Regions from separate parts of the Mus musculus genome. Here all the other regions are linked to region 1. Evidence: chromatin loops called from intact Hi-C (ENCODE). Cell type or tissue: left cerebral cortex. All regions are shown on one strand.

Region 1 (8,000 bases):
TCCAAACCAAGACTTCACGAAGGCTAGAAAAGCACTCTACCATCTAGCTCCTAAACCTTTTTGAAGTAGCAATTCTGTACATCTGCCTCACAAGCAAGAGAACAGTGTGGTGATCCAGTGACTCAGACCCATTTTCAAATCTAAGGATAAGTGAGAGACATTCCAATAAGGGAAACCTTTATGCCACAGAAGACAATGTAGTTCACACATCTGTGACTGGCCCTTACACCACACAACTCTCTGGAGAAACAGAGAAACCAGGTAGTAACACAGTGCATCAAATCTCATAGTTTAGGCTATTTCTGCTAGTGCTGCTAAAAGTTCAAAAGTGAGGACACTATAGTCACCTATGTCAGGCACTGTGGATACTGGCTAAGACAGAGGAGAGACACGAGGCCAGCACACAAAGCACCATGGCACCTCACTAGTCTTCTGACAGACACGGCAGAAACCACCAGAATCAGCCTGCAGGAAAAACTGCTGACCACTAGTTGTGAAACAAGAACTACAACAGAAGACTCCAACATGGGTTGTGGCATCAACTACTGGGCTCTCCAATGACTTCTGGGACCAAGAGCAGCTGACCCTTCCTTTCCTGACAAAGCAGCCAGTTGCTGTTTGAATGGGAGAATTCCTTCTTGATGTGAACAGAATCCCTAGCATTTTGCATTTGTTCTATGTAGCTAGACCATACAACATATGTAGCTACCTACACTACAAACTGACATGGCACGACCACCCTAAATGGACAGCCAGAATTGTGTACTGGACCTGGTCTCTGTACCTGCGGACTGCTCAGAGGCCGGGAACGGGTTATTCCATGGGCAGGTTAAAGATTCTCCAATTCAGAATGGCCTTTCTAATCCACCCAAAAGTGCATAAAGGAGCCGGTCAAGAGGCGAAACAAGGCTCAAACCCCTCCGGGGGCCATCGGCACCCCAATGCAGATCTCACCGACGATATTCGGGGCCCAAATCACGGCTAATTGGGGATCACAGTGGGTATTCTGGTATCCCCCGAGATCCGCAAATGCGCGTGTTAAATCCCAGCACCTGGATCCGCAGTTCGGAGCCCCTGTCCGACACCTGTCCCTTTCCCTTCCCCCTTCCTACAACTTCGGTCCTCCAGGCCGACAGGAACCGGACTCGAGAGACAGAAGAGGAAGACCTCGCCACCCGAGTGACCTTGACGTCGTCTCGGGGCCACCCGAGCCTCAGTTTCCCCAAGCCCGCGGTTCATGCCGTATCTGAAGCGGCCGGCTAGCCTTTAAGAAGGAAAACCCCGTGACCCCCCGAACCCTGCTCCCCGCTCCCAGGCTCTCGGGCCGTGGAGCCTAGGAGAGGCGCAGAGAGGAACAGCAGGAAACCTGGCTTCCTGGAGAAGAGCCGGCGTCCTGGCCGGACTTCCGGGCTGCGGCCCGCGGCGGGCGGCCAGGCAGGCGTAAGGGCCGCGGAGTGGGGGAGGGCCAAGCGGCCGTGGGCGACGCGGGACTCCGGGGCGTCCCGATCCTCTGTCCGGCCTGCCGCCGAGCTCACTGAGCATAGACCTCAGGCCGCCCGACCGGACTCGGTCCTTAGCAGCCGCAGCTGAGCGCCCCCTTGACTCCCACGATGACCAGCCCGCGGCCTCCCCAGTTTCGGCCTCAGCGCGCCCCGCGTCTCACCTCCGCGGCGGCTGCTCCCAGCCAGGCGTTGGTTTCGCTCCCACAAGATGGCGGCGCTGACGGCAGCCACGTCAGCGCCTGCCGCGGGGCACGCCGGGGGAAGAGGGCGGGCACGCAGAGGGCCCCGCCCCCACACGGATGGCGCTTGCGCGTCTGCACTTTGTAGCCTTCACGGGGCGGAGCCGAGGTCGCTCTGTTTCCGGATCGGGTCCCGGGCTAGCACTCTGGCTCCCGGCACTAGAACGAGCAAGGGTGTGGTGTATGGAGTTCCGTGTCCGCCGGCGCGTGCGCACGCGCGCCTTCCTGCGGAATTCCAGCCCATTCCGCGGATGCGGGGGTTGAGGCCAGTAAGCGTTCTAGAGCGCCAAGGTCAGAGTGGGAAGGTCGTGTCAGCCCTAGGAGGTGTAATGTCCTTCTCACAGTACCCCAGGGTCTCTGATATTCCAGCTGGGCCCTGGAATTGAAGAGAATGATGTGACCGACAGATGGCCAAAGTGGGAAGAGGCGCAGGCCAAATGTCAGACAAGCACCATGTCTCCACACTGGTCTTGGACCTGTGTGCACGCTCAGAGCTGACTGAGAGGACCAGACACCTGCATGGGCATAGCACTGCCTGAGAGGCAGTGATGGGGTGGCCTCCTTCAGGGTGCAGGTGAGGAGGAATCCGTTAACTCTCCCCATCGATGCAGGAATCAGGCCCAGGCTCTGTCCTCCCTATCCAGTTCTTCCACCCCGTGTGCTGTTGGGAGAAGTCCCACAGGTAGGAGATGTTGAGGGCCCTGGGAGATTCTTTTGAGCCTGGAGCCCTATCTATTGAGTTAGCAGGAGACAGTTCTGTTACCAGGGCCTGCTTCAGCCACTGTTGTGTCCAGGCACAGGGTACAGGGCATCCTCACTGTGTTTGGGGGTTGAGACCTCCAGAGCTTTCTCCCCAGAGTTGTGGGTGCTGAGCCTGGCAGGATTCGATGCAATAGTCACCTTCTTGACCCTAACACATCCCTTTCCATCGCTCAGGGCTCCATTTTCAAATGCTGCTTCTGTAAACGTCTATGGGGGTGCTTGCCTGTTCTCTCTCACCCTCAACACACAGCAAGTGTTTATACAAAGCCTTGGGTGTCGCTGCCTGCCACCAACCCTGGAGAAATGGCAGGACATCTCCTGAGACCTGTGATTCCAGCCATGCCAGAAGCCTGTCTTAGCCTCATGGATAAGTCGACAAAGAGATGGGGTGTCCAGAAAACCGCAGGCTAATAGTCAAGAACCAAACTCCCTTTCTGTACCTAAAAAGGCTAAAATTATGAAAAAATGGAGACAGGGTGGTAGTCATTCTGTTTATTGTAATGTGACCACTGTACATTGTAGTCCCGCTCAAAACATCACTCTGTACCCCGTAAATAATTATTTGTGTCAGTTAAAATTTTAAACAGCCTTTGTAGATATTTAATATCCACATGTGTAATGGATGATACATTTGAAGTGGATACCTACCTAGGCAGGCTCTTCCTACCTCCCCAGGTCAGCTGAAGCCACAGTGAAATTTTCATATTGCACATGAACTTTGAATGTTAAATTGTATATTCACTTAAATATATATAATTTTTCAAGATTTACTTATTTTATCTATATATGTGAGTGTCTATAAATATGTATGTATACCATATGGGTGCCTGGTGCCCAAAAAGTCCAGAAGATCCATTGGAACTGGAGCTACTGATGTTTTGAGTTACTATGCAGTTTCTGGGAACCAAACCCAGTTCCTCTACAAGAGCTGCAGTGGACTTGACCACAGAACCATCACTCCATCCCCAAGTGTGTATTAAAAAGGAAGTTGGACAATTGAACTGAAGAAACTCTTCATACTATTGTCACAGAGGACCCAAGCTCTGTTCCTAGCTCCCAACTGCCCATAACTCCGGTTCCAGGGACTCTGAAGCTTCTGCCTCCACAAGCACGTGCATAAACCACACACAGTTAAAAAAAAATCTTAAATTTTTAAAAATATTTATTTTTTAAAAAACAAAATCTTTAAAATTTTTAAAAGAAATAGAAAGCCAAAGAAACTTTATTTTGTGAGGAGGAACTTAGCAAATTGAAAAACAATATGGAGAGACAAGATGGGGTTTATGTAAGATACAGTTTTTTGAAAATGATAAGACAGATTGCTGGATGCCTACTCCCAAGTGAAGAAACTTACTTCCTTCTTTCATCTGTGCTTCTGCTTTGAGCCCTGTCCCAGTGGGGTGGCGGGGGCTTGAAAACATATGTGTGGGAGCCCTGAGTGGGCATGACTAGGGACAGACCCTACCAGGAAATAGCAATTGCTCGGGTAAACTGAGGCTAACTCTTCCACAAGGTTGCTTAGAGACCAGGAGTCCCTTTTCCTATCTGAGGTCCCTGGATGGACCAGCTCTGGCCAGGAGGGGGCGAGGTGAGCTGTGACTGAAAGAAGCTGTCCGTGTGGCTGTCCAGGATCCTTCCGCTACCTGTACTAGAAAGCTGGGAGTGCCGATGGCCTCAAACCTCCACTTCAGCTGATCATAGGCCAGGGAAAAGTCCAGGGCCTCTTCTGTAGACTAGTCTACTACGAGGTTTACTCCTAAGCACCTAGTCAGAGGCGTGGATCTCCAGGGGCCTGGCCTCCTGGTTTTGTCAGTTGCTAAAGAGACAGATGGACTCCTAGAGTAAGACCAGAGAAAGGAGGTTCAGTGAGGTGAAAGGAACTGTGTGTGCCTTGAAGACCCCATCCTGTGCCCCAGGCAATTTCTGCAGTTTCTGTAAGATGGATGGCATTCATGCCAGGCTACTGATGCTTAGAGATGTAGAAGTCTCTCTCTCTCTCTCTCTCTTTCTTTCTCTCTCTCTCTCTCTCTCTCTCTCTCTCTCTCTATATATATATATATATATATATATATATATATATATATATACACACACATACATGTGCACACTTGTGCATACGTGTATCACACACACCTGAGGTGGAGCCCACTGAAGTTTGCCCTCCACATCTCTTTCCCTGACCCCTTAGGGCTCAGGCACTCTGGTGATTTGACAGACTACAGTGTTCTCTGGGATTCCTATGCCAACAGGGAGCTCAGCGCTGCACCAGACCACTTTTTTTTTAAGTTGAAGTATTATTTTAAATACTTTTTAAAAAATTAATATTTATGGGGCTGGAGAGATGGCTCAGTGATCTTCCAAAGGTCCTGAGTTCAAATCCCAGCAACCACATCACCGGTGGCTCACAACCATCCGTAATGTAATGAGATCTGACGCCCTCTTCTGGTGGATCTGAAGACAGCTACAGTGTACTTAGATATAGTAATAAATAAATCTTTTTAAAAAATTAATATTTATATGAGTACACTGCAGTTGTCCCTAGACACACCAGAAGAGTGCATCAGACCCCATTACAGATGGTTGTGAGCCACCATGTAGTTGTTGGGAATTGAACTCAGGACCTCTGGAAGAGCAGTCAGTGCTCTTAACTGCTGAGCCATCTCTCTAGTCCCTCTTAGGGGCCTTTTCCAGCAGGAGTTTCTGAGCAGGCTAACTGGCTGAAAACATAACTTCACAGTGCCCTGAGTCTGTGCAGCACTGAGTCTCATTAGAACTCCACTTGGTATTATGTCTTATGTTCAACGTGCTCATACAATAAAAACTCTGGACCCTTAGTACCTGCTTACAGGTGGAACTTTACAGCTTTAATCACTTCCCCAGAGGGAGAGCTACAGGGAGAGCCCTGCCCTTCCTGAACTCTTGTCCCACTCCCTTTTCCAGGTCTTGAAGACTGAGAAGATTTTTTTTCTGTTTTTTAGAACACAATTCCTAAAATTCTAGGAATCTGGTAGTGAAGTGTAATCCTTGTGCTGATAAACCAACCTTCTGCAGCCCCTGGGTAGCTACCAGGTGGGGCTGCTCACTGCAAGACCAGGGCTAGATCAGAGGGTGGGGACCCTCATCAGCCTTATCTCAACCCCCAAAGAAGGAGGGATGGAGATTGAGTTGGATTGCTGATAGCCAGTGGTTTAATCAGTGTCCCCGTGTAACTAAGTGTCCATAAAACTGCTAGAGATAGATGTTCAGAGAGTCCTGGAAGCTGAACATGTGGAGGGGTCCTGGGCGGGAGAAAGAGGGTGGCCAGGGAAGGCATAGAAGCCTTCCACATACCTGACCTCTAACACCTGTCTCTTCATCTGTATCCTTGATAATTATTCTCATGATTAACCAGTCAACACAAGTTCTGCAAGCAAATGAGTACAACCCAAGGAAGTGTCTAGGAACTCCTGTTTGTTTGTTTGTTTGTTTGTATGTTTGTTTGATTGGTTTTGTTTGTTTGTTTGTTTTCAAGACAGGGTTCTTCTGTGTAGCCTTCCTAGAACTCACTCTGTAAACCAGGCTGGCCTCCAGCTCAGAGATCTGCCTGCCTCTGCCTCCTGAGTGCTGGGATTAAAGGTGTGCACCACCACTGCCTGTCAGAACCCCACGTTGATACTGGTTAGCAGGAGGAGAGATAATACACCCTGGGGCCTACTTCAGCACCAAAGTGGGGACATCTTAGAGACCCGTTCTCCCTCCCCACAATTCTGGGATCTGAGGCTCCAGACACACAGCCTCAGGCCTGAACTAAGTGGGAAGGAAGGAGCTGCTTTCTGGAGAGCAACAGTCCCCACACCTTTTGGAATCCCTGAAGTCCCCTGTTCTGGCTGTGACAAGAGACTACAGGAGAAACTGAGTTTGTTTTTTCTATACAAGATCCATCTCCTATTGCCTATTCCAGGACAGTTGTGAAGGAACTCTCCCTTGCCACAAGGGGGTAGCCCTGTCCTGAGTCCCAGGGAATGTATGGCCATCAGGGGGTGAGCTCAACCTGGTCTACCCAGCAGTCCAGAGAATCACAGCGCAGGTCCAGGAATGGAGAGCATTGGCTCCGGGACCTTTCTCAGTTCTAGTCTCTTTAAGTATCTTGCTTCTCCTTATACTTAATCCAGCCTCAGTTTCCCCATCTCATGTATAGCCCCTCACTCAGGCCAAGATTTCTGCTACTGGGATGGTATATATAGATGTCACCTCAGTTCAGCTCTGGCTGGCTGCTTGGAAGGCCATCTCTGCAGTCAAGGACTGTTTTCTTTCTGTTCTTGGCTTCATGCCACACCTAAATGGTTCGATGCAGAGGTGGTGAGGGTGAAGGCCCTCACGGTACACTTTGGCTTTATCACCCTCTGGTGGGTAGCTCCAGTTTCCTCCCCTTCTGAATGCAGTAGACCGCATTCCCAAACAGCAAGGTCAATTTTTAAAAAAAATTTGATACACTATGATTATGATACAAGGCACAGTGTGCTAGCCACGCATGCTGCACCCTGTGGTGTTTCCCTCTCCTCAAGCAGTCACTGTTTTGGTATTAGAGCCTTGGGCTCTCCCTTCACATCTTTTTTTTTTTTTTTTTTTTTTTTTTTGGTTTTTCAAGACAGGGTTTTTCTGTATAGCATAGCCCTAGCTGTCCTGGAACTCACTTTGTAGACCAGGCTGGTCTCGAACTCAGAAATCCACCTGCCTCTGCCTCCCGAGTGCTGGGATTAAAGGCATGTGCCACCACGCCCGGTTCTCCCTTCACGTCTTTATGGAGAACAGTGAACTTACTGCTGTGATCTTCTTGCCATCTTGTGGAGTAGCGGAACTTACTCCTGCTCCATGCCTGTACCTTGACTTCCATCACCCAGTCTCCCTCTGTCCCTTCCTTCCTTCCTGAGCATTGAGTGTCCAGTATTCTCCTGTCTTCTGGTAAGGTAGGTCAGCCTTTCTCTTTAATGAGTGAGAACACATAACACTTGTCTCTCTGTAGCTGACTTCTTTCCCTTACAATAGTGTCTATTCGTTCTGTCCAATACAGCAAGTGAAAGGACACCATCTTAGTTTTAATAGCTGAGTCCTAAAACTTGTGATTTCTGTCTCAGATCTGAGTTGCCTGAGTGATCAGAGGATATTTGCTTCACAAGCAACAAGATTGGAGACCAGATCCACAAAACCCCATGTAAATGCCAGATAAACACATCAGCCTAGCTTAAGTGCAGCCTCAAAAGACAGAGGTAGGGGGATCCCTATTTTAATAAGATAAAAGGGGCTAGAGAAATGGCTCATTGATTAAGAGCACTTGCTTGCCGGGTGTGGTGGCGCACACCTTTAATCCCAGCACTTGGGAGGCAGAGGCAGGCAGATTTCTGAGTTCGAGGCCAGCCTGGTCTACAAAGTGAGTTCCAGGACAGCCAGGGCTACAGAGAAACCCTGTCTTAAAAAAAACAACAACAGCAACAACAACAACAACAAAAAAACCAAAACA
Region 2 (8,000 bases), 68 kb after region 1:
TGTGTGTGTGTGTGTGTGTGTAGTACTGGAGACCAAACTCAGGGATTTGCATGCAAGCCATCTGACACAAAGCCACACCCACAGCCAACATATGCTTTTTTAATTTTATTACTTTAAAATTGTTTATGTATATGAATGTTTCCCTGAATGTATGTATGTATGGGTTTCACATTTGTGTCTGGTACCCAAGGAGGTTAGAAGTGGGTATCAGATTCCCTGGAACTGGAGTTACACATGGTTGTAAACCACCATGTGGGTGCTGAGAACAGAACCCATGCCCTATGCAAGAGCAGCAAGTGCTCTTAACCACTGAGTCATCTTTTGAACCTCTTTTTTTTTATGTGTATGGGAATTTTGTCTGTGTGTATATATGTATGTGTACCATGTGCATGCAGTATCTGTTGAAGCCAGAAAGAGAGTGTCAGATTCTCTGGAACTGGAGTTACAAACAGTTGTTAGCCACAATGTCAATAATGGGAATTGAACCTAGGTCCTTTGGAAGGGCAGCCAGTGCTTTTAATCTCTGAGCTATCTCTCTCTCTCTGTACCCACACCTTCTTGTTTTATTTATTTATTTATTTATTTATTTATTTATTTATTTATTTATTTATTTTTATTTTGGTCTTTTTGAGACAGGGTTTCTCTGTATCGCCCTGGCTGTCCTGGAACTCACTTTGTAGACCAGGCTGGCCTTGAACTCAGAAATCTGCCTACCTTTGCCTCCCGAGTGCTGGAATTAAAGGCATGCACCACCACGCCCGGCTTCTTGTTTTATTATTTTATGTGTATGGGTATTCTGTTTGTGTATATGTCTGTGCACCATATGAAGGATGCTGAAGGAAGCCAGAGGGTATCAGATCTCCTGGAACTGGAATTACAAATGGTTTCCAGGCGCCCTGTAAGTGCTGAGAACAGAGCCCAATCCTCAAGAAGCACTTCCATTGCTCTTAACCATGAGCATTTCTCCAGTCACACATGCTACTTTAAGTTCGTTTATTATTGTCCTTTGAGATAGGGTGTCTTTATGTAATTCTGGAACCTGTTGGGTAGACTGGATGGCCTCTAACTTGAAGATATCTGCCTATCTCTGCCTCCTGAATTCTAGGATTTAAGACATGTACCACTGAACCTGGCTAATTTCTTCAACACCTGTAGTTTCCCACAGACCAAAACCAGTATCTACAGACAGATATGTGCACCATCTTTGCTTTTAATGGTAGGAACAGCCTCCAAGCCCAGCCTCACAAGATCTGTGAGAGGCCTTTACAACCATCTGCACTAAAATGAAGCATACTTGTATCTAACAGTCTCCTCAGACAGCAGGGGACATTCTCCACCACACTTGGAGCTTTCTGGCGAGGTGCACCCTGGGATGCCTTGGCACACACTATTGAGAAAGACAACACAAATGTAAGCAAGTGGGACTGTGCCCTAGGTGGTTGTGTGGGGCTGACAGGAAGGAAAGAAGTGATTCAGCCACATCTGCTCCTGGGGCTGTCCTTGAAGAGTGAACTTCCTTGACCTTGACCTCTGGTCTCCTACTTGGTCCTACCCTCCTCCTTAGTCACTTAGCAGTTGTCTCTGTTAGACACAGCTGTCTGTGTAGATTGTTCCGTCCTGTTGATGGTGTGTTCCTTTCTTCATAGCCGGTGAGCTTCCTGCTCATCTGGGACTGCTTTTCCTCTTGCACCTTCATCCCACAACTGTGTTTCTCCCCCCACCCCCCGCCCCCCACAACTTCTCCAGAACCAACAACATTACCACATCCACAGCTGTGCCTCTGGCCATCATTGATATGGAGTGCCTTTGCAGGGCCTTTGCAAGCAAGGCTTCCAACTCAAGATGATCCAGCTCTGAGAGTCACCTCATTTTGCCTTCTGTGCAAGGATGCTTGTATGGTCTATGTTTAGTCTATATTCCATCCCAGCACGCATTGTGGTTGCTCCCAGCCTATGCAGGGCTTTATTCAGACTGGACCCTTGCTTTCTGTCTGGCCTTGTGCTGGGCAGGTCCAGCCCTAGCAGCTGGTCCATTTGTGGTTCTGTGTACACCCGCTGTCTGGATGTCTGCTTCCTCAACTGCACCCCTTGCTTCAGCATCTTGTCTTGCTGACTTTTCTTGGTCTGTATCTGTTATCAGATTGTTTATTTCTTACCTTGGGTCCACCCTCTTTCCTCCCTCCCTCTCTTCCTTCCTTGCCTGCTTCCTTCCTTCCATTCTTTCTTGTTATTTGAGATAGCAGCAAGGTCCTGTAACCAAGGTTCGTCTTGACGGAGCTCTGGATGACTTGATCCTGATGCCTTCGCATCTGCGTGCCTTATTTTCTTAGCTTATAGTAATGCTTATGGTCACCCCCTCCCTCAGCCTTTATCCAAAGTTTTACTTTCTGTGGTTTCAGTTCCCCACAGTCACCAAAAGTCCAGAAACTCTGTGGAGGGAAATTCCAGAAATACACAATTCATGAATTTTAAATGTCCCTACATTATGTGTAGGGTGGTGAAATCTGACTCTGTCTCATATAGAATGGGCATCATCCCGTTATTACCCCCAACATACCCACACTGTGGACTCTGCCCTCTCCTTAAGTCTCTGTTCTGAGAGCGACTGTGCCTCCATTTAAGTGACCCTCTCTTTACTCAAGAGCTCCAAAGAGTGGTGACCCTGGAATTCAAATATGTCTTAGAGAAGCTAGAAACTGTTTCCTTTAATTAAAATGGTAAAGGTCTGTAATAAAGAAAGAAAAACTGGAAGTATACTGGGCTTGTCAAGGGCTACATAAAACTGAGTTGTCTGTCCTCAGAGCTGAGAGGAAGGAAAGAATTCTGTCTATTCTGCGCTTGGTTGTTTAGCTCCTAGAATGCCCAGTTTATAAATTCAATGTCACCACAGGTATGTGAGGGGAAATTAATATATGTAGGACTTTGTGGTTGTTACTGGTTTCGTGCATTTGTGTGAGTTTTTTGTTTTTTCCTCCAGAAGTGTTGTGAGATGCCTTTGCTTGGACCTTCTGTGCAGATGTGTGGCATCATGGAGAGAGATGGGTGCAGGACCCCAGCCTCCGGCTTGCCTGTGGAGCCAGCATCACATCCCTTGTCGTGGATGGGATGAGCACACACTGGAGAACCAGTGGTGAGATCCGAGGACCCAAGCAGCTGGTTAGATAGAGCCCTGAACTCTGGAATCCTATGATTCTCAAACCAAAGGGGGCACCTCAGAATAATAAGAAAATGGAATTCGGAGATTTAGAAAGAAATCACAATGCCGAGGCTCTCTGGAGCCCTAGACTTGTGTCACCGCGGGTCAGAATCTATAGATTCATGTTTGGCGTTCTGATTCCCAGGCTTTTTAGCAGGAAGTTTAAGGCTTGAGACCATTTCAGCCTTTCTTAGTGACAGAGTTCTGCTTTTCAGTCAATACTGCCACCCTGTGGAGATGCTCAGGGCGGAGTAGCTTAGAAAGGACTCGGTGTTCCTTTGCAAGTGAAGCAGGATTCCTGTAGTTGTGGATTTTGTGGTGTCTCCTCTCAGAAATCTCCACAGTTCCATGGCCCAAGTCAGGCTTTGGCTTGTGTGGATGGTGCATCTCATGACAGTGGAGACTGTCACTCCTCCCTGCTGTGTGCCAAGCTCTGTGTGGACCAGGCAGGTTACTCCCCTTGGGAGATGGAGGTGTCACCATCCTTGACGTTTATGTCAGCGGACATTCCTGTCCTAACCTAGCTATGACTGTGCAAACAGAATGGAGCCAATCTGCTGAAGAGGCATCAGCAGGCTCATGCTCACCACAGCACCATTTACAGCGGCCAAGAAACAAAACCCAAGTGGCCGCCAACAGAGGGATGGATAAATGAAGCGTGGCTTGCTCTACTTTTATTTGTCGGCCATGAAAATGGGTGTCTCTTGTGATAGGAATTTATTTGATTAGAGGATGGGATACAGAGCAATTAAGCCAGGCACAGAAAGACAAACAGATGTTCTACTCCATATTGGAGAGCTAAAAATGTTTATCTTAAAGGGGAAGTATGTTTACAACCATGGGAAAAATCTCCCTTCCACTTGGGGTTCTTCTAGCCTCACCATTGATGGGCCAGGCCTGCCTGGGGAGGGGACAGAGGGATCACTGGAACCTGAGGGAGAGGTTTTCCCAGGCAGGTTGATTATGTAGACTCTTTCCCTAGGGAACAAGTGTGTGGGGTGAGGGGCAGACAGTGGAGAGGAAAAGTCACTGACCAATGGACTTATCCATGGATTACCATCTTTCTTGGTTGAGGGAGGCTAAGGTGTCATGACCTTACTCCTCCATTTTCAGCCTGTAGATGAATCATTCAAGGGCAGGGGAGAAAGCTGGATACACCTTTAGGATGTGAGCTCAGCTTTGAGACCTTTCTGTTTCCACAGCCTTGGAAGTTGGGGGCCCAGCTTGTTTTGCCCAGATCAAAAACTAAGTTGTGGACCTCACCTGGCCAAGATAAGCTTGGTTGGGGGCAGGTGTAAGCAACATCTGCAGGGGAAGTGTAGTCTCTTGCTGCAGTGGGGCAGGCACTTGGCTAACCCTGACTCTGTCATCAGGAATATTTCCAGCCCAGAGTTAAAACCAGGGAAAAGATAATGACATGGGGCCGGGGGAGACAAAAAAAAATTTCATATCTGCTGAAGGTAGAACAGCGCTGTGAGATAGAGACATCCAAAGCACCTTACCCTTAGTGCTTGCTGTTTGCATGTTACATCCCAGAAAAGCTCCACTCTGGTCTTCCCATGTAGCCCCTGCTCTACCCACTACAGTGTGGTCTGAACTTGAGCCCTTGGCACCTTCAGACGTTTCAATCCATCTCCTCACCCCGTCTCATTCCTCTGCAACTCTGCTTCTCATTGGGGTGGGTTATACCTCTCCTGCCTTCCCTTGCCTCTTGAACTAATTAGCTTGTCTTCCTATAGAGAATATCAAAGGTTTACTTAGAAGCAGTTTGGGAGGCTCAAAGTCTAGCGTTGGGCAACTAAGCTGGACTCTGGAGAGGGAAGCTGAAATTATGATGGGAACCCGAATAGGCAGGAGAGATCTGTTGGAAAGCAGGAAGCCAAAGAGAATGAGGGATTTAAAAAAACAAAAACAAACAAAAAACCAAAACAACAACAACAACAACAAAACAACAATGCACTTGGACGAGGACTGTAAGCAACTCTACCACTTTAAGTACCGGCGAACCAGTCACCTTCCACTTGATCTCACTTTTTTTTTTTTTTTCCCCTTGAAGTAAGGTCTCACTATACAGCCCTGCAGTCCTGGAACTCACTGTGTAGAGCAGGCTTGATTTGCCTTCTGGGTGCTGAATTAAAGGTTGTGCCACCAGGAAAGGCGAAACAACAGCATATCTTTGAGACAGGCTCTCATTCTGTAGCCCAGGCTGCCCTTGAATTGGCAATCCTCCGGCTCCAATCTCCTGAGAACTGTGATTATAAGAATGTTTCACCATACCCAGCTGATACTTATTGATTTCTCATTTAACGTCATTGTTGTTAGAAAAGGCACATGTTCTATGCTGGGATTTCAGGAGTTAACCCCCAAGCCTGCGTTAGATAGCCCTTCTTTCTTTTTTCATTTATTTTTATATTTTATATGGCTACGCACCACTTTTGTGCAGTGCCTGCAGAGGCCAGAAGAGGGCATTGGCTCTTCTAGTACTGGAGTTAAAGACAGTTGGGAGCTGCCATCCTATGAGCACAAACTGGGTTCTGTACAAGAGCAACAAGTGTTCCTTAACTGCTGAGCCAACTCTCCAGCTCTTGGGCATCATTTCTTAATGGTCTCCAATACCACTACCTAGAAGGCCAAGATCTCAACACATAAACCTGGGGGATATACTCACCCCAAATTCAATTCAGCTCTTCTCCCAAGGGCTTCAAAGACTCCTTCTGGACCTCCTCAGAGAAGACAAAATAACCAGAGAGAGCCTGAGAGAGACCAGGCAGCAAGGCATCTGCTGTGCAGGAAGGACCAAAGGTCTCATCCACACAAAAGCCAGGCAGTGCAGATTACTAATCCCATTGCTGGGGAGACACGGGAGACAGGGACGGGAGACAGGGACGGGCAGACCCTTAGGAGGAGGTACAGGGATGCATGGTTGAGCTGGAGAGTTAGTCAGCTGTAAAGAGTGCCTTTTGCATTTGTAAAGAGCACAGGGCTGGGTTCTTAGCACCCACCTGGCAGGTTACAAGCTGTCTGTAACTCCAGTTCCAGGGCATCTGATGCCCTCCTCTGTCCTCCAAGGACATCAAATACACATGCGTAAGCAAAACACTTATACATGTAAAATCAAAATAAATAATTTTTAAACAAAGATATCTTTATTTATATGAGTACACTGTAGCTGTCTTCAGACACACCAAAAGAGGGCATTGGATGCACATTACAGATGATTGTGAGCCACCATGTGGTTGTTGGGAATTGAACTCAGGACCTCTGGAAGAGCAGACGGTGCTCTTAACCACTGAGCCATCTCTCCAGCCCATAACATGAAAGAGAGAGACAGAGAGAGAGACCTGAGGGTGACCTTTGGCTTCATCTTCTACAACAGCCAAATGGCCAGATCAGCCCTAGCAATCAACAGATGTCTCTCTCTTTCCTTCAGACACGGAAGGTCAACTGTATGAAACAGTGGAAAGTTTAAAAACAAAACAAAACAAAACACAAAACAAAAACTATTGATAAATGTAGCAACATCTTTGAGGGCCAATGGGGCTTCAGGCTGGAAGAGCAGCCATGGAAGGTGTGTACACACTACTTAGGCAGAACCTGTAGTCAGAAACTCTCTGGATGGGGCTGGAGAGGTGCCTCCATGGTTAAGAGCACTGGCTGCTCTTCCAAGGGTCATGAGTTCAATTCCCAGCAACCACATGGTGGCTCACAACCATCTATAATGGGATTTGATTCCCTCTTTTGGTGTGTCAAAGACAGTGTGCTCATATACATAAAATAAATAAAAATCTTAAAATAGATGAAATTCTCTGGATGAAGCAGGGTAGGATGGTGCACAGCTGTCATCTCTGCACTTGAGCTGGAGGCAGGAGGAGGATCAGGAGTTCAAGGACAGCCCGGGATACTTAAGACCCTGCTTTTTAAAAGAAACAGAGAAAGAGAGCGGGTCCAGAGGGAGGTATGGGGATTCACTTCCCAGCATGCAACTCGGTGTCTAGTACTGCATAAGATGGCACAATACTCAACTAATCCCTGTATTTGTAAAGAGAGGCAGGAAGATCAAAAATTTAAGTTCCTTAACTATATAGTGAGGCCAAGGACAGGAAGGGAGGAGGAAAGGAGGGAGGGAGGAAGGAAAGGGAAAGGGGAAAAAGAAGAAAAGAAACAGATAGAAGGGCCTTTCCAGCCATTCTATAGTTCACCAAAGAGGGCAGAGCCAAGGGCTTTGAGGATGTGGTGAGGGGACCAGCAAGGATAGACGCCATGACGTCTGTGGGTGGGCTGGGGATCCACAGTGGAGATGCTATCAACACTGCTCTCACTATGTGTTCAGCTGGATGTGCTGGGCTTCAAAGCAAAGCTCACTCTTCCCTGGGATGCAGGAGGTAAGACTGAGAGTCCCTGCCTGGCAAAGCAAGCATTGAGGAACCCAGCGATGACATCCCCACTGTCGCAACAGAAGAACAGAAGGTCATTTTCTGCGCCCCAGCCAGTACCCACAGAAAAACAGGGCCTGGGAGTTGTATCTGGCGTCTGAATATTGTCTTGTAAAAACAATTTAATAAAAGTCTTGCACAAGGGGGCTGGTGAGATGGCTCAGTGGGTAAGAGCACCCGACTGCTCTTCTGAAGGTCCAAAGTTCAGGTCCCAGCAACCACATGGTGGCTCACAACCATCCATAATGAGATCTGACTCCCTCTTCTGGAGTGTCTGAAGACAGCTACAGTGTACTTACATATAATAAATAAATAAATAAATCTTAAAAAAAAAAGTCTTGCACAAAAGAAAAAAACAAACAACAAATTTCT
Region 3 (8,000 bases), 250 kb after region 1:
AGTCTCAGGCAGTGTGACAGGTCAGAGAGCCTTCTCTGCAGCAGTTCTTACTGCTTTTACAGCTGTATGACCTGGGCGGAGACCTCCAGAATCTTTTACATTTGAGGACTTTCCTCCAGTTTGAGAATGTTTACTTCCTGAGCCTTGTAAGTTTCGTACACTTCCTGAGTCTTCTAAAGATGATTTTGTATAATTTTATTTTATGTGTACAGGTGTTTTGCCTGCGTGTATGTCTATGAGCCATGAGCCTGGTACCCTTGGAGGGCAGAAAAACGCATCAGATCCCCTGGAACTGGAATCATAGATGTTTGCAAGCTGCCACATGGGCGCTGAGAAATGAACTCCGGTGATCTAGAAATGCAGCCGCAGGGAGCTGCCCTGACTCTCCGTCTCCTGGAGCAGAACCTTTCGGTCCTTGTTGTGGCAATGGCAACTTCCATGATAGCACCTCCTGATCAGAAAATTTATTTTGATTTCTTTCAGTTATTAATGGGGGGGGGGGAGCAGCTCTTAACCACCAACCTCTACTTCCTGACTCTTTAGAAAAAATTATTCATTTTATTTTTATGGGTGTGGGTGCTTTGCCTGCATGTATGTCTGCATAACACATGTGTGCTTGTTTAAGCTTGGAGGTCAAAAGAGGGCATCTGATCTGTACCGGAGTTACAGACAGCTATGAGATCCTATCAGGATGCTGGGAATCAAACCTGGGTCCTCGGAACAATTGGCCAGTGCTCTTAACTGCTAAGCCGTCTCTCAAAGACCCCATTCTTCCTCTTAATGAACCTTTCTCCAAGATGGGATGTTTCAATTAGAAAGAATTGCTATACAACATGCATGAGAACGAAGTATTTTGTATATGTTTACATATTCATATGCTTCAGTATATGTTTATTCTTTCTGGTAAATAGTTTATTTTGCTTGACATCTGAAACATATACACATCCACAGGGGCTTAGTGTCAAGTTTCCTGGACGTGCATATGGCTTGTACTCTAAACTTGACATCTCTTTTTTTGGTTTTTCAAGACAGGGTTTCTCTGTATAGCCCTGGCTGTCCTGGACCTCACTTTGTAGACCAGGCTGGCCTCGAACTCAGAAATCCTCCTGCCTCTGCCTCCCGAGTGCTGGGATTAAAGGCATGTGCCACCACGCCTGGCTAACTTGACATCTCTTTACCCAGCCCACCCACACATCCTTTTCAATTTCTACCTATTAGTATATTCTATTTCAGAATCAGGTTGGTGTTTTACCTTCTGTACATGAGAGATGGAATGCACACCAACCCCTCCCCCATTAATAACTAGGAAAAAATTAAATTTTTTTCTGAGCAGGAAGAGCCACCATGGGAGTTGCCATTGCCACCAGGACCAAAGGGTTCTGCTCGGGGCACCCAAGAGCCAGGAAAGCTGCCTGCAGCTGCTAGTGAAGCTATACAGGTGTCCAGCCAGACAAACCACCTGCATCTTTAATCAGATTGTGCTGAGAAGGTCATTCTTGTGTCACACTAACCAGCCACTTCTGTCCCTGTCCTGGATGATCTGAAAGATGAAATGCTTCTTGACTGAGAAAACAAAACAGCAATAGTTATGGGGACAGTCACAGACGCCATGCAGGTTCTAGAAGTCCCCAAGCGAGTGGGTGCATTGCAGGTGAGCAGCCAGGCTCACATTCTCAAGACCGGGTTAAGAGTCTCACCTTTGGCCCAGCAGTGGTGGCACACACCTTTAATCCCAGCTTAGATCTTCCTGATGAAATGTTCTCACTGTTAAACATGTGAGCATATTCCCAAATGGCACGTGGCCAAGCTGTTAGTGACTACACGACAGTTGCTGGGCCATCCCCTTCCTTCTCCCTAGCATTTGTTGTATCTGAACAAACACATCTTTCCCCCTACATCTCCTCCACTCTAAAACTTTGATTTGACATAGTTGGTGGCAATGTTGGAACTGGTCGGAGGCAGGAGGCCCTACTCCACTCTGGAAGTTCCAGCATAGGACCTGTCTTCAAAGCAGGTGAAAGGGATGGGCGTTTCCCCTCATCACTCCTCAGCAGGAGCTTCTCTGAGATGGCCAGAGCCAAGAGCACTGTCTCTCTTTCCACCCTCCTAAGGCCCTGAGACCAAGTATCAACCCTTGAGGCTGTCCAGTAAGGAATTGCTGAATTTCTTTTTTTGTTTGTTTTGTTTTTTTTAAGATTTATTTATTTATTTATTTATTTATTTAATGTATATGAATACACCATTGCTCTCTTCAGACACACCAGAAGAGGGCATTAGATCCCACTACAGATGGCTATGAGCCACCATGTTGTTGCTGGGATTTGAACTCAGAACCTCTGGAAGAGCAGTCAGTGCTCTTAACCACTGAGCCATCTTTCCAGCCCCCCAAAAATGTGTGTTGTCCAGGCTGGCCTTGAACTCTTTTTCTTTTTCTTTCTTTTTTGAGACAGGGTTTCTCTGTGTAGCCCTGGCTGTCCTGGAACTCACTCTGTAGACCAGGTTGGCCTCGAACTCAGAAATCCACCTTCCTCTGCCTCCTGAGTGCTGAGATTAAAGGCATGCACCACCACGCCCGGTTTGGCCTCAAACTCTTGATCCTCCTGCTTCTGCCTCTTTCAGCAAATCCTACCAATGTGCACCACCACAACCAGTGGTTTTCCTTCTGGATCCATCTATAAATGACACCTCAGGACTGCCGGGACAAACTGTCCAATTTGCTGAAGGAGTTCTTTCAAGTCCCATGTTAAAATTTCCCATGTTTGTCAAAATCCTTTTTTCTTTTCAATCCAGTGTGTTAGTCTAAAATACTTTGAGCTTATGGTGACCTCGTGTGGTTGCTTGTATAATTGCAGGTTGGAGCTCAGCAACTCCCAATTTGATCCCATGGCATTAGCTACACTAATGAAGATTAATTGATTGAACTCCCCCCCCCCCCCCCATTTAGAAAGATAGCTTAGTGGTCAGGTGCACATACCTCCTTCAGAGGGAGCAAGAGTTCAGTTCACAGCCCCCAAGCTGAGGAGGCTCGGAACAGACATCTCAAGGTAGGCCCAATTCCTGTGACTGACAACACACACTCATTTTGTTTGTTTGTTTGTTTCAATTGAAAACCAAAGAGATGAAGTTCTGTCTCAGTTTATGGGGTGGTTTCTAGGTGACTGGAACCCTCAGTAGTCCATCTCTGGTAGCATGAGACCCCCAACTGAATCGCATTCCCCCATCACCTGATTAGAAGGGGCATTACCAGCTCACCCAGAAAGGGTGTATAGGAAAGGACTTCTCCCTTAGTTTTCGCTACCTCAGTTCTCAGAGTTCAGGCCTTGACGAGAGAAAACTGTCTTCCGCTGAAACTTTGTCTTGTTGTTGGTTTTGTTGTTTGGTTTTTGTCTTTTTGAGATAGGGTCTCTCTACTCACTACATAGAGCAGGCTGGCCTCAAACTCTCTCCCTCTCCCTCTCCCTCTCCCTCTCTCTCTCTCTCTCACACACACACACACACACACACACACACACACACACACACACACACACACACACTACCGCATGAGCTGGGACAGGAAACAGGAAAAATATACAGTTAGATATTGGAGAAATGGCAAAAGACGGAATGCTACAAAAGGTATTGATGGAAACACTCATATAACTCCTGAAATAAACAAGATCATACAAAGTGTTGATACAAAAACCCAGCTGGGTGTGGTGGCCCGCATCTTTAATCCCAGAACTCAGCACTGGAGAGGCAGAGGCAGAAGGATCTCTATGAGTTTGAGGCCAGCCTGGTCCAGGACAGAAAGATCCTGTCTCAACATCTGGGCTTCTCTAGAGAGTCATATCACTGGGGGTCTGGATAGTGAGTCCTACAAACAACCCCAAAGCAAGCCTACAATCCATCTACTCAGGAAGTTTAGAAGCAGTTTTCAAGTTCAAAGCCAGCTTGGGAAACTCGGTAATAGTGAGGCTAGGAATACAGCCCTGTGATAGCAAGCAGAAGGCCCTGGGCTTACTTCTGAGTTCTGAGGGTTAAAAAAAGAAAAGTGTCTGGCCTTTGATGGAACCAGCAAGGTGATGTAAATTTCCCTCCTACTGCCTGGTCTAAATTCTGCTCTTGGCTGAGGGAAAATCATTGAGTAACTTGGACCAGATCCCCACTAACAGGTTGACTCCCTTCTCACTGTGACGCATTGTCAGGGAGGGACCTTGTGGGCCACTGTTCTCACCTGAGTCCCTGCCAGGGTGAATTGCTAGGACCATAAACCTGTGTTCTGATAACCAGCTTCACACTATTTTTACTGAAGTCTAACATGAATCTCAACTCACTGAGTTTTTATTATGCCCCTGCACCAGCTGTGGGAAGCAGAGGACTGGAGAGCCTGGATGTCCAGTGTCGGCCTGTAGGTTTCTGTGGGCCATTATGAGGAGGCATGGAGGAGTCAAGTGAATTGACACTTCTCAGCTGAGGCCTCAGACAGCAGCAGCCAGAAGGGAGATGAACACTAAGGTGACCCAGTAAGGACAGGACGTTTAGTGGAGGTTTGCCACTGTTCCTCAAAACAGGTAACTCCTACTTACTCCTGAGAGGAAGAAACCTAGGATTTGAGCTTCTACCGGGCTGCTAGCATAGGTAGAAATGACATTCCAGTTATGGTGATGCCCTGGCGGGCTCTGGTCAGCAGTGAGGGCTCCCTGACCGTATCTGGTGCATGCTTCGGACACCTCCTTTATTAACCCTTGCAAGTTTGGTTATTAGCTGACAAGTACACAGGTGAAGAGCACCATGTCCCTCCCTGGGTAACTGAAGCTCAGGCGACAGGATAAATAGAAAACCCTGGTCTCCGTGAGCAAGGCTTCCCTCCCTTGACCACAGAGACCCAACGCCTCCCTCTCCAGACACAAGGATAGAAGAAAACTATTTAGAAACTAAGAGCTTCCACAGTTTATTTCTTCTCCAAGGTGTGACCAAATGGTTTTATTGCATTTACTATTTCTGGGTGATGCACTGAGCAGAAAAAGAAACTCTGTTCCAAAGTCTTAAGAGTCTTTGATTGGGTCTGGACTAGAGGCTTCTTCATGTGAAAATCAGGACAGAGAGCACCAGAGGCCTTGAACTCATTTCCCAAACCTCCTATCTGCTGAGAGCCGTTACAGCCCACTGGCTGCCTGCAGCTCTCAGGTCCAGTCACAGCCACACTGAGCCTGGCCAACACCAGTGTGCCAGGGCAGTGTGGGACCACGTGTTTGGTTGCTTGAGGTTTCCTAGCAACAACAACTCCCAGACTCTCAGGCTCTGAACTTAAAGGCCATGGATGAAGATTCTCCCTGGCAGAGGACAGCAGCCCTGAAAGCAGACAACTGAGCTCAACATTCAAAGGAATGGCTGCCTCAAGGTTGCATTGGTTCATCTGAGGCAGGAACAGCAACAGCACCATGGGATTAACTGGAGTTGTGGCTATGTCCACTCAAACCCCAGTGTTGAGGTCCTGACTCCTAGTACCTCAGGATGTGACTGTATTTGGAAATGGCCACTCCAGATGAAGGTGGGGCTCTGCTACAGTAGACAGGGTGAGCCCCAACCCAAGACTGGGATCCTTGTATAAAAGGTAAGCTTGGAGACTGACACAGCGGAGATGAAGGCAAAGATGGAGAGATGGTTGTACAAGTCCCCGGGGACAGACAAGTGTCAGTGACCATCAGGCCCAGAATGATTCATTCCCCCTTCTAGCCTCGGAAAGAACCAGCCCACTGACACCGGACCTAGCTTTGCAAATTCCATAACTGTGACAATGCTGTGTGCTGTTAGAAGAGCCTATGTTTAGTACTAGTGACGACAGCGCTAGGAAGCTAAATAAATGCCTTGGAATCTCTACCCATGAAGGACGACTTCACAGAAGCTTCTGTTCCAGGGCAGGGCTTGCCCAGAAGAGCCTTGAGGGCCTGGCTCTCAGCTCCTAGACAGGACGGGAAGGAATGTGAGTGGTGACAGGCAACTTCCAGCACACATTTCTGAAGGGTCTTGGGGCACAAAGAAGATGTGGGGATAAATTCATTAACTTTCAAAATGTGACCTCCTGATGGCCAGTGGCCTGGCCGTCGGTGGATCTGTGGGATGCTCCCCTGGCTGACACCCTGACTAAACCCAGGCTGACTTCTGAGGAGACGTCAGTGCAGGCTTTTGGCCAGCTCCCTACTGTATTCACCCCATCCCTAGACACCACTGGGATGGGGGTAGCCCAGCCCCACTGAGGGCCAGAGCAAGTGGCTGAAGATCCAGAGATGCAGGTCTTGAGGTTGGATCACCTCCCTGGGTTTTGGCACAGTAGAAGGAATGCGCAGGGGACTGCTTTTTATCTGGGGAGCAAGAGGCATGGCACCAGAAGTTAGACACTACCTGAGAGCAAAGGGCAGGTGGTGAGGGTTCTGTGCTGGGGCAGGGGCTGGCTTGTGGGGCCACACCCTGCTCAGTATGAGTTGAGAGCCTGCTTGGAGCGTCGCTTCATGTGCAGGCGCTCATGGCGGAGGAGGTCATAATTCTGTCGGAAAGTTTTGACACAGTACCGACACTGGAAGGGACGGGTCTCATCCTTTAGATGACAGTGTCTACGGTGTCTCACCAGATGGTCATGCCGCTGGAAGCTCTTCTCACAGTCCCCACACTGGAAGCTCAGCTTGGCTTTGCTCTTCTCCAGCAGGTCGCTGGCACCCGTGCCCTCTGTTTCCAGAGCTTCTTCCTCACTCTTCTTCATGGGCTGCTGGCTGGCTGGCTGCAGGTGGATCCGGCGGTGAGAGATGAGGTGTGAGTTGAGGCGGAAGCTCTTCCCGCAGGCAGTGCACCTGTAGGGCTTCTGGGCCTCGTGGGTCTCTAGGTGACCATCCAGGTCCTCGCTGTCACTGAATAACTCCCCGCACACTGAGCATTTGTGTGGCTTCTGCTCCCTGCGGCTGCGCAGGTGCCGGATGAAGTTGACCCTCCAGCGGAAGATCTTTCCACAGTTTGGGCACACGTAAGATTTCTGTGAGGTTTGCACCTCCCCCTCAGCACTAGCGTTGCTCTGGTGGGCTGGGACACTGTGCAGGTCTTCTGGAGGGCTCCTCAGCTCCTCTGTGCAGTATGGGCTGTGCTGGGAGTCCTCATCCCCAGAGCTGGACAGCACGATCTCGATGGTCACCTCCTGGTCCAGACTGCTCTTGAGGGCTGGCGGGTCACCTCCTGCTACAGGAAACCGGTATGGTCAGTGGAACTGTCCAGATCTTAGGGACCCTACTTAGAAAGGCTTAACTGTGGGCCCAGACTCCCTGGGGTTGTAGTGTTCCTTGGTGACTCCTGAGGGCCTGGTTGCCCAGTACAGGCTGTTGGGATAGCAATTGTCTCTTTCTTTCTGGCTTTCCTGCTGTTTTCCCCTAATCCTTCACTTTCAAAACCATTTCTTCCTGAGCTACTGGGACTTAAAATTCTAAGAACTGACACTCACCTGTGAAAAATTTCAACATTTATATTACTTGCCAGGCGTGGTGGTGCATGCCTTTAATCCCAGCACTTGGGAGGCAGAGGCAGGCAGATTTCTGAGTTCGAGGCCAGCCTGGTCTACAGAGTGAGTTCCAGGACAGCCACAGAGAAACCCTGTCTCAAAAAAAAACAAAAAGAAAAGACAAAAAACAAACAAACAAACAAAAAAGTGCTACTGTAGACTACAAAGGTCTCTTCTTTATGCACTAGGAGATGAAATATCTATGACAGTCCCAACCAAACTGACTGTGCCCCCAAACTCAAACACTCAACAGCTGAAGTAACCCTCAGGGTAGCAGAGTGCCACTATATCTGGGACAGCTTTTCAAAAGCCAAATTGACTTCTATGTAGAACCTAGAATTTTGAAAGGAAGACTGGAGAGACAGCTTAGTAAAGAGTGCTTGCTGCTGCTGGACACTGGTGACGCATGCCTTTAATCCCAGCACTTGGGAGGCAGAGGCAGGCAGATCTGAGTTCGAGGCTGGCCTGGTCTACAGAG

Evidence for each region. A loop is a pair of places that touch in the nucleus more often than their neighbours do. Peaks named below come from ENCODE experiments on the same cell type or tissue, not always from the same donor. Only the 100,000 strongest peaks of a DNase experiment are listed, where the experiment ranks them.
Region 2: a loop joins it to region 1, with 5 times the contacts of the local background. A loop is called at or near these places in 23 of 42 quality-filtered maps.
Region 3: it touches region 1 in a loop (2.3-fold over the local background); 21 of 42 quality-filtered maps call a loop at or near these places.

What each region holds. Positions count from the first base shown.
Region 1 is chr11:59,226,510-59,234,509 of GRCm38, forward strand. It overlaps Arf1 (ADP-ribosylation factor 1), which reads right to left and starts at 1,758. Exons shown (of 5, transcript NM_007476.3): 1 at 1,664-1,758. In left cerebral cortex, CTCF peaks have their summits at 470, 4,091 (motif pointing right) and 4,955 (motif pointing left); DNase peaks (open chromatin) are centred at 30, 487, 1,175, 1,811 and 1 more place; H3K4me3 peaks cover 2,619 bases; H3K27ac peaks cover 2,231 bases.
Region 2 is chr11:59,294,722-59,302,721 of GRCm38, forward strand. No RefSeq gene overlaps it. Among named protein-coding and RNA genes, the nearest start is that of Wnt3a, 8.0 kb to the left of the region's middle. In left cerebral cortex, CTCF peaks have their summits at 3,428 (motif pointing left) and 5,648 (motif pointing right); DNase peaks (open chromatin) are centred at 3,432 and 5,659.
Region 3 is chr11:59,480,612-59,488,611 of GRCm38, forward strand. Zkscan17 (zinc finger with KRAB and SCAN domains 17) reads right to left here. Exons shown (of 10, transcript NM_172941.4): 10 at 4,909-7,206. The coding sequence ends at 6,455. Among named protein-coding and RNA genes, the nearest start is that of Zfp867, 12 kb to the left of the region's middle. In left cerebral cortex, CTCF peaks have their summits at 2,827 and 3,029; DNase peaks (open chromatin) are centred at 2,806, 4,131, 4,518, 5,255 and 2 more places; H3K27ac peaks cover 1,593 bases.